3 separate regions of the Homo sapiens genome follow, and regions 2 and 3 are each linked to region 1. The links are chromatin contacts, found by Hi-C or POLR2A ChIA-PET in ENCODE. All regions are on one chromosome and are shown on one strand. Each heading gives the region's core, a stretch centred on a gene start or an enhancer-like site at or near the end of the contact. The rest is flanking DNA. Distances are from core to core; before and after follow the strand shown.

Region 1 (3,264 bases), core at 549-3,048:
GTGAATGATACTAATCCCACTACAAATCAAACCTTCAGGAGGTGAGGCAATGTGTGAGGTGGTAAAGCCTCCAGATTCAAAACTATGCTTGGGTCAAATTCTAGCTCTGCCACTTTGTGTGTGCAGTGTTGGGCCAAACACTTAGCTCAATTCCCTCATGTATTCAGCAAACAGTTACTGAATATAATATGCTACTCTTCTAGTCTTGTAGCAGGACGAGCCGCAGACAAAACCTCTCAGACACCGAGTTGTAGAAGGAAGGGCTTTATTCAGCTGGCAGCATCGGCAAGCTACTGCCTTAAAATCCGAGCTCCCCGAATGCACAATTTCTGTCCCTTTTAAGGGCTCCTCACAGCACTAAAGATTTCACATGAAAGGGTCGTGATTGATTTGAGCAAGTAGGTGGTACGTGACAGGGGCTGCATGCACCAGTGGTAAGAGAGAAACAGAACAGGGCAGGGAGTTTCACAACGTTCTTCTATACAATGTCTGGAATCTATGAATAACATCGGTTTCTAAGTTATGAGTTGATTTTTAGCTACTGGGTGTGAGGCCTCTGAGCCCAAGCCAAGCCATCGCATCCCCTGTGACTTGCACGTATACATCCAGATGGCCTGAAGTAACTGAAGATCCACAAAAGAAGTAAAAATAGCCTTAACTGATGACATTCCACCATTGTGATTTGTTTCTGCCCCACCCTAACTGATCAATGTACTTTGTAATCTCCCCCACCCTTAAGGTACTTTGTAATCTCCCCCAACCTTAAGAAGGTTCTTTGTAATTCTCCCTACCCTTGAGAATGTACTTCGTGAGATCCACCCCTGCCCGCAAAACATTGCTCTTAACTTCACCGCCTATCCCAAAACCTGTAAGAACTAATGATAATCCACCACCCTTTGCTTACTCTCTTTTCGGACTCAGCCCGCCTGCACCCAGGTGAAATAAACAGCCATGTTGCTCACACAAAGCCTGTTTGGTGGTCTCTTCACACACGTTTGGTGGTCTCTTCACACACATGAAACTGGGTTTAGGCCAGGCAGGCCCAGGCCTGGTTTCGGGCCTGGCGCCGGGCTGCCCGTCTTTGGTTTCACTTCCTTGTTGTTTCTTCTTAAAACAGGTACTGAGTATAAAACAATATAAAACAAAATGAGAGGGTCTCTCTCTCCCCCAGTCTCTGGGACAGAGCAGAGAGCAAGAACAAAATCGCTGTGCTCGTGGACTTTACATGCTAGGGCGGAGCAGGTCCTCAGAAAATCATCAAATGTACGTTAAATGTATAAGGTAAATGGTGATGAGTCTAAAGTGAATGGGGGGAATGGAAGAGAACGAAGGTAGGGAGAATGTACATTAAGGGAAAGGGAGGGTTGCAATTTTAGAAAAGGATGTCTGGGCAAGGGCTCCCTGAGAAGATGGCATTTGTACTATAGAAACACAGTATCTATTTTCCAGGCCCGTAATGAAGGTTTAATAAGAAAATGCATGGATTCGTAAAAAATCTTCAATAGGCCCCAAATGGACCTACAAGACCTCGACCCCAATGGATGAGGGAACGCTAACCACAGCAGAACGGTAATCGCGGCGAACGTTGGCACAGACGGAAAGTTGATCTGAACGGAAAGTTGGTCCGGGGGAAACATTAGTTATTGAGGAACGTTAATCCGGAACAAATCTTAGGCAGAAGCGGAACTTAGACCAGGACGCACAGTTACCATGGCAATGACGCGCGCCCTAAGGGCGGTGGCAGCGACGCAGAGAGACCTGGGAGGAGACAGAGGCAGGGCTTGCGACGGAAGTGGCCTCTCTGCTTCTGCAGGGCTGGGGAAGATGCTGCGTCCAGCGTTACCGTGGCTGTACCTTGGCCTCTGCAGCCTCCTGGTGGGGGAGGCAGAGGCCCCGAGCCCCGTGGATCCGCTGGAGCGGAGCCGGCCGTACGCGGTGCTGCGAGGGCAGAACCTGGGTGAGCGGCCCTCGGGCTGGCGGGCGGCGGGTAGTGCCTGAGCTTTCACTGCTCCGGGTGCTGGAGCCGGGCATGTACGGAGCGGACAGGGGATAGAGTGGGGAGATGGGTGAGTGCGGGGGGTGCAGGTGAGGCCCCTCAGGGGGCCCCGAGACTCCCTCTCCAAAAGCCTGGGGCAGAAGGCCTGAACTTTGCCTCTCAGCAAGTGCTCAATATGTGCCAGAACCTTCGCCTCCCAGGTTCAAGCAATTCTCCTGCCTCAGCCTGCCGAGTAGCTGGGATTACAGGCGCACACCACCACACTTGGCTAATTTTTGTATTTTTAGTAGAGATGGGGTTTCACTATGTTGGCCAGGCTGGTCTCAAGCCTGGCATGGTGTCCAGTAAGCTCTCAATATGTACTGCTTGCCCATGAATGAACTGCAATCGGGAGACCTGGGTCTCATTCTGGGTCCTCTCCTCTCTGGCAGTGTGGGCTCAGGCTAGGCAACAAGGCACATCATTTACCCCACCCCTCTTCTTTCCCAGAGGAGCCAGTATTTATTGCAAAAATGATAACAGTTTTTGAGCATTTCCTACATCCCATGTCTTGTGCTACGCACTTTGTATACGCGAATTCATTTGAGCCTTACAATAACTTAATGAGAAACGTACGGTTTGCAGCCCTTTTTTTTTCTTTTACAATAGTGTCTCCTCTGTCACCCAGGCTGGAGTGCTGTGGCACGATCTTGGCTCACTGCAGCCTCGGCCTCCTGGGTTTAAGTGATCCTGCCACCTCAGCATCCCGGGCGAGTAGCTGGGACTACAGGCGTGCACCACCACACCTGGCTCATTTTGTTGTTGTTGTTGTTTACTTTTTGTAGAGGTGGGGGTCTCGAACTCTTGGGCTCAAGCAATCCTCCTGCCTCGGCCTCCCAAAGTGTTGGGATTACAAGTGTGAGCCACCGCACCTGATGTTGCAGCTCTATTTTTCAGATAAGGAAAATGAAACTCAGAGAAGTGAAGTTATTTGCCCAAAGTTACATAGCTAGGAAATGATGAGGCCAATACTAGAACCTGTTTGGGGGCTTGAAACATAAGTTGTGGGAGGATATCTTCAACACACACACACGCTGCGTAAATATGTGTGTGTGCATGGCTTTGGCTTTGGAAGGAGTTCTGGAACTTAAAGCTTGGCAAACTTCACAATAAATCTGCCCCTCGCCAAAGTCTTCCCTTCCCACTGTATCTCCTTGGTACATCTGTATATCTACAAAGTGGCTATTAGTATCATTTTGGATTATCTTGACTCTACATGAACTCAGTGT
Region 2 (3,002 bases), core at 17-2,516, 600 kb before region 1:
TTTCACGTGTATATTAAGGAACTGATGCATCTGAGCATTCTGAAAGAAAGAAAAAGAAGCTACTTTAGCTGCCACCCCATTCTAGAAAAGTCTCTTATTTTCAAGCTGTTCTAAATAGCTTCGTCTCAGTTTCCCCAAAAGGGGTACCCAGGCCCCTCCTCTGTGTGCCCCAGCTGCATCAGCCAGCTTCTAGGTGGCTCCATTGTTTTCTGCCACCTGACAACATTTTTCCTCAATTACTGTACAACTACTGTATAAAATAAAACAACTACTGTATAAAATAAACTCTCTCTTTTCCCTGGACCCTCCTACTGTATTCTTTCCTCTGTGGCACCCATACCAGCCTGCCAGTCGGAGAGCAAGCTAGCTACAGTGCCTGGTGCAGAAATGGCAATTAGACCCAAGACTCCACTATAATTAACAAGGTATTTGGGGGAAGATCCCCTTGTAAGGGCTGTGTGCTCTTCTCGCATGATTTTATCTAATATTTTGCTATTTTTTTGTACTCATTTCAACCGGACCCAAAAAGGAAAAAACCTGAACTGAGTATTTTTAAAATAAATAACTCAAAGCAGGGGATGAATGAACTGGCCAAATCCCCCTTGCCTCTGCTGCTTCAAGTCCTGTTCATGTTCTTTACCATCTCCCCAAAGACTTTTTGGGTTCTATCATCTATGACCTATGTGTTAAGCATATTCCCCATTCAAAAGTCAGATAGAATAACATTTCCAAAAGGAAAAAAGGCAGGAAGGGAGTGGAGAAGGGCAGTGTGCTGGTTTGGAGGCAACCTCAAAGGTTAGAAGTATAATAAGGCTAGGCATGGTGGCTCACACCTGTAATCCCAGCACTTTCAGAGGCCGAGGCAGGAGGAGCACCTGAGCCCAGGAGTTTGAGACCAGCCTGGTCAACACAGCAAGACCCCATCTCTACAAACTATATTAAAATTAGCCAGGTGTTGTGGTGTGCACCTGTAGTCCCAGCTATTAGGAGGCTGAGGTGGGTGGATTGCTTGAGCCCAGGAGGTCAAGGCTGCAGTGAGCCATGATCACACCACTGCACTCCAGCCTGGGCAACAAAGCGAGACCCTCAAAAAGTATAAAATGCAGTATCCCCTAGGGACTTCTAGCCCCACGTGCACACTTTCCAAAGGGGATGACCTCAGAGGAGGGGCGTAGTTTCCTCACTTACGTCAAACAAACGGGAAGAAGAAGTTAAAGGGCAGCCTGGCATTGATGGCTGGTGGAGCTCTGAAGCCTGCCTCTGCAGGTGCAGACACATCCACAAAAGTAACCGCAGTGGAAATAAGAATCGTCCTTTCATTTCCTGAGTTGGCCTGTAATAAACAGAGAGATGCAAGGCCCACCCTCCAGTGTGCTCCCAGAATGACAACAATGAGACACTTTTCATTCTCTTCCTCACCCAACTACTGTCAGTTCATGAATCTGATAGGTCCTGGAGCACTAATTGGCCATTAACTTGGATGAGAGAAACAATTTTACCAGGGTGTCTGATTAACACGTGAATATCATAATTTTCATGAGAATTTTAAAGATCCAATCTGAACCAGAATGCTAATGTAAGTAGAACCATCGTCAGTGTTTCTAAGAATGACTGCTGAAATATTTTATGAACCCCCATGGTTTAAATTATAATCTTTTTCACAAAGTAATACCTGTCACCTACCACACTTGAGTTGTGTCTAGACTTCTGTCTTAACCTATGCCTTTAAACTAGGTTAGGCCTACCTCAGGAAAGGAGGATGAAATTAGATTTGCAGTTACATTGACTATTTTGGCCTGTGGATTCAGCAGGGATCCGTATTTAGTCCACTTCACTTCTATAACCAAAGCCCCTGGGAGCTGGCAGGAATCCTGCAAAACAAAATGCTGTTAATCCATTAGAATCTTACAAAACTGCAAGTCAGACTTAATCTGCAGTTCAGAGTTTTAATTATAAAAGGTTTCACATATTACAAAATGTTCTGAACAAGAAAATGAATAGACTCTACAAGTTCAGATAAAAACAGCTTAGAGAATATACGTGTTTTAAAGTAACTCAATGCCCCAAAAATATTTTTAACAGCTGAAGCGTAATTTTTCCATCTCCTCCTATTTCTAAAAATGCCGACATCACCTGAAACTGCGGTAGTGCCAATACCCAACTGTGGACCATTTAGGGCCATAACTGCTCTAACTTCATCTACCTGTTTATAGCGGCCTCACAGACTTCAGGAAAGAAACTGGTGGGAGGGATGGAGGGGGAGAAATAATTATTAGCAGACAAAACCTGATTGCATGTCATGTTAAAATGCTCTAAGGGGAAATTTAAGTGCTTTCTTTTCATTTACCTAATTTCATCAATTGGCAATTAAGATGTGACATCTAGGTAATCCAGGCAGTGTCCGTATGTTGTCAAAGACATCAACTCTTCAACTGCATCAGGAACACTGCTGGTGCCACGAAGGAGCTGAGCTGCCCCTTTGGTTGGCTGCTTTGGCAGCCAGCTCTAAGGCCTCTGACCCAAGGGAAAAAGGGGCCGTGGGCTTTCCAGGGCTTTTTCCTGCCTTGGCAGTCTCTCCGGTTGGCAAATGTGGTAACTGTTGAAGCTGCAGGCTGGGTACGTGGGGACTCCATGGTACTATTCTACTTTTGTGTGTGTCTGACATTTTTTCATTAAAAAAAAAAAGCTTTAAAATACATCTCTTCAGGATATGAAAACCTCACAGGCCTGCTAAATTTGGTGGCTGCGAAAAAAGCACTGATGGAATTCCTTAGCTTGGAACCGCCTTTAAAAACCATGCAGACTGAACAATCCTCTCGAATACCCTGTTCTTAGGAGACAATGCAGCATGCAGCTGGTGGAAACTGAGTTTAGCAGGTGCTCGTGCCTGCCTCTACCTGGGTTGCCGGCAGAGTTGGTACAAAACCTGCTGCTGCAGGCCCTCTGAGCACCCAGGATCAGCACAGACCCTGACGGTGCCATGTGCGCACTGCTGCCTCTCC
Region 3 (3,197 bases), core at 441-2,940, 1.0 Mb after region 1:
TACAGGTGTGAGCCACCATGCCCAGCTGGTGAAAGGTATTCTTGAAGTTTCTTAATACATCACTGTGCTTTTACACGATACGTGAGTTCACAAAAGTGCCTGGAAAGATTATAAAGGACTGTCATGGAAGTGCTAAGGTGCTTTACCAGTGCTTTAAAATCCCCTAATCAAACACTAATATTTAAGGGTACATACTCTCTGCCAGGCCCTGTGACAATCTTACCTCATTTTTAAAACAACCCCACAGATGCAGGTTCTACTATCACTTTCATTTTTATAGCAGAAGAAACTAAGAGCCCAACTTGGTCACAGTGAGTGAAGGAACATGGCTCTGAATCATGCCTGTCTGTCTCCCCAGGTCTGTGCTTAAAACCACGAAGTTCAAGATGGAAACTGAAGGGAAGAGTGTCAAGGGGATGGGAGAGAGGACTTGTCCATGACTTTGGCAGCATAAGGAAAAAATACCCAGGGACAAGTGGCGACTTTGGAAACTCCATTCCTCTGCAAAATGACATCACGAGGAGAGTGGTGGGGCCTGCGGATGAAAAGATCTGGCTTCTCCTCCCAACTCTGCTATGAGGTCAGCTATGGGGCCACACTTCCTATCTACGGAATGGGGGCACTGGACAGGATAAGTATCGAGGACTTTCAGCCCTGGGATAATAAGCTCTTTAAACCTGCTCCAGTTCCAGAGGAAGCCGACCTGAGCAACAGGTCTCAGTCATTTGGGGTCAGCAGTGGGGGAGGGGGTACTCAGTTCTGAAGCCTGGAGCCCTTGGGAGGGTGAATAAGAGGGAAATGGGGGCCCTGACAGGATTGGGGACCCAGGCAATCGAGGAGTCCTAACAAGAACGGAGGGCTTTAACAGGACCAAGCAACCTTAACAGGTTAAAGGGGCCCTGACCAATTTAGAGACCCTTGCAAAACAAGGGCCTTTACTCACACTAACAACATCAGGGACCCAGACAGAAGTGGCGATCCATATTAGACTAGAGGGCGGGCTAACAGGAATAGGGGGCGGTACTAACAAAACGCGGGGCTCGCAGGCCCGGGGCACTTATAGGACTAGAAGAACCGTGCCAAGGTTGGGGAACCCTGGCAGTCCAGAAACTGATATGATTGGGGGACCCAGAAGGACTGGGGGTATACTAGAAGGATTGAGGGGTCTTGGCAGGCCTAGGAGGCACTGAAAGGACTGAGGGCACTGACAGAATTAGGGGCCTTGACAAGACTGGAGTGCCCCGGGTGTCCTGGGAACAATGACAGGAGGGGGAGGGACTGACAGACCTGGGGAGTGCAGACAGAATTGGTGTTGCCGAAGGACTGGAGCCCGTCAGTCCTCCCACCTACGGGCCCAGGCCTCCAACCCTAAAGGACGCAGAACCTTCCAGAATGCCCGCGCGGGCCCTGGAGACCCCAACTAGGGCATGAAAAAGCCGTCACGGGCCCAAGCTGGGGACCCTGGTCCCGGCCTCTTCGGCAGCCCCGCCCCCCAAAATCTCACCTGACGGCCGCCCCGGTCCGCAGGAAGCGCTGGATGGCCCTGTCGGCCGCGGTCATCGCCGCCTCGGCCCGGGAGCTCAGCATTGCAGCCGCACCGGAGGCCTGAAACCGTCTCCTCCGCTACCGCCGCCGCCGCCGCCGGACCGAGGGATACGACGGTTCCCGAGACAGCGGAACCTGCGGCCGCAGTCCCAGCACCTCGGGGGAACGTAGACCGCAGGACAGCTCCCAGGGGGACCGGAAGTAGCTGCCCCCGGAGAGCAATAGCTGACGGACCACGTCCTTTCTTTCTTTTCCCTTAGCAACAGGCCCCGGCGTCGGTTGCTACGCTGGGCTCAGTTGCCTGGGGCTGCTTGGTTTTCAGATTTGCTTAGGCTCCATTCATAAATACAGATGGCACACTTCTAGGATGGACCCTGGGTCATGATTTGAATTTTTCGATGTGGGGAAGGGAGGCCAACAGCCGAAAGTCGGGTCAGGCCTCTGCTATAATTAGTTATTATTGTGGCCAGAGTGGAAATAGGTCGCAGAGGAAGGAACTTTAATGAGCATGAGGCCCATCTCTGACGATATCAGTAGAGAAATCAACGTCTTTAATAGCCAACAAACTTATTGTTTACTTGGGTGCCAGGTATAGAGCTAAGTATGTTACATTCATTATTTACATTTAATATTCACACCAACTCTAACATTACCCACATTTTACATCCCAGGGAACCCAGGAAATTTGAAGAAATAGTAAGTTTTTTGACGCAGCTTGTAAGTGGTGAAACAGAGATTGGCAGTTCGGTCTGTCTGTCTCCAGAATGGCACTCTCCAACAGAAATATACAGGAGCCACATAGGTAATTTTACATTTTCCAGTAGCCACATTAAAGTGAAAAGCAGGAGGTAGGCCAGACGCCGTGGCTCACGCCTGTAATCCCAGCACTTTGGGAGAACGAGGCTGGTGGATCACCTGAGGTCAAGAGTTCGAGACCAGCTTGGCCAACATGGTGAAACCCCATCTCTACTAAAAATACAAAAATTAGCCGGGCGTGGTGGCAGGCTCCTGTAATTCCAGCTACTCAGGAGGCTGAGGCAGGAGAATTGCTTGAACCGTGGTGGTGGAGGTTGCACTGAGCCAAGATCATGCCACTGCATTCCAGCCTGGGTGACAGAACCAGACTCCATCTCAAAAAAAAAAAAAAAGAGGTCAGGTGCGATGGCTCATACTTGTAATCCCAGCACTTTGGGAGGCCGGGGGGTGGGGGTGGGGGGCACGGATTGCTTGAGGTCAGGAGTTCGAGACCAGCATGGCCAATATGGTGAAACCCCGTCTCTACTAAAAAATACAAAAATCAGCCAGGTGTGGTGGCGCGTGCCTGTAATCCCAGCTACTCGGGAGGCTGAGGCGGGAGAATCGCTAGAACCTGGGAGGCGGAGGCTGCAGTGAGCTGAGATCACACCACTGCACTCCAGCCTGGGCAACAGAGAGAGATTCAGCATCAAAAAAAAAAAAAAAAAAAAAAAAAGCAAGAGGTAAAATTAATTTTAACCATATTTTTTCCTTGACCCAATATGTTCAAAATATTGGGGCAGGTGCAGTGGCTTATGCCTATAATCCCAGCACTTTGGGAGGCCAGGTGAGAGGATGGCTTCAGGCCCAGAGTCCAAGGCCACCTGGGCAACATAGCAAGAACCCATGGCTACCGA

Evidence for each region. A loop is a pair of places that touch in the nucleus more often than their neighbours do. ChIA-PET counts read pairs that join two places held with the same protein, here RNA polymerase II (POLR2A). Pooled maps may share reads with other maps.
Region 2: a pooled map shows a loop between it and region 1 (3-fold over the local background). The contact joins the enhancer-like site here to the promoter of C12orf76 in region 1. A Hi-C loop is called at or near these places in 1 of 50 pooled maps. POLR2A ChIA-PET finds 5 or more read pairs at or near these places in 2 of 52 experiments (WTC11 and naive thymus-derived CD4-positive, alpha-beta T cell).
Region 3: a map of CD4-positive, alpha-beta T cell shows a loop between it and region 1 (10-fold over the local background). The contact joins the promoter of USP30 here to the promoter of C12orf76 in region 1. A Hi-C loop is called at or near these places in 1 of 168 maps with a recorded cell type or tissue (CD4-positive, alpha-beta T cell) and 6 of 50 pooled maps. POLR2A ChIA-PET finds 5 or more read pairs at or near these places in 1 of 52 experiments (BJ).

What each region holds. Positions count from the first base shown.
Region 1 is chr12:110,047,056-110,050,319 of GRCh38, reverse strand. C12orf76 (chromosome 12 open reading frame 76) reads left to right here and starts at 1,798. Exons shown (of 2, transcript NM_001389625.1): 1 at 1,798-1,957. The coding sequence starts at 1,825. RefSeq lists an enhancer at 850-1,109 and a silencer at 2,030-2,089.
Region 2 is chr12:110,646,080-110,649,081 of GRCh38, reverse strand. It overlaps TCTN1 (tectonic family member 1), which reads right to left. Exons shown (of 15, transcript NM_001082538.3): 13 at 1,746-1,886; 14 at 1,189-1,333; 15 at 1-39. The coding sequence ends at 1,190. It overlaps HVCN1 (hydrogen voltage gated channel 1), which reads left to right. Exons shown (of 8, transcript NM_032369.4): 8 at 1-396. Among named protein-coding and RNA genes, the nearest start is that of TCTN1, 33 kb to the right of the region's middle. RefSeq lists an enhancer at 1,019-1,078. Within about 2 kb of position 1,266, at least 4 of the 41 ENCODE cell types and tissues checked have a DNase peak (open chromatin) inside an H3K27ac peak, as active enhancers do.
Region 3 is chr12:109,051,069-109,054,265 of GRCh38, reverse strand. USP30 (ubiquitin specific peptidase 30) reads right to left here and starts at 1,690. Exons shown (of 13, transcript NM_032663.5): 1 at 1,505-1,690. The coding sequence starts at 1,587. It overlaps USP30-AS1 (USP30 antisense RNA 1), which reads left to right and starts at 301. Exons shown (of 2, transcript NR_038996.1): 1 at 301-580; 2 at 1,528-2,225. RefSeq lists enhancers at 294-663, 997-1,496.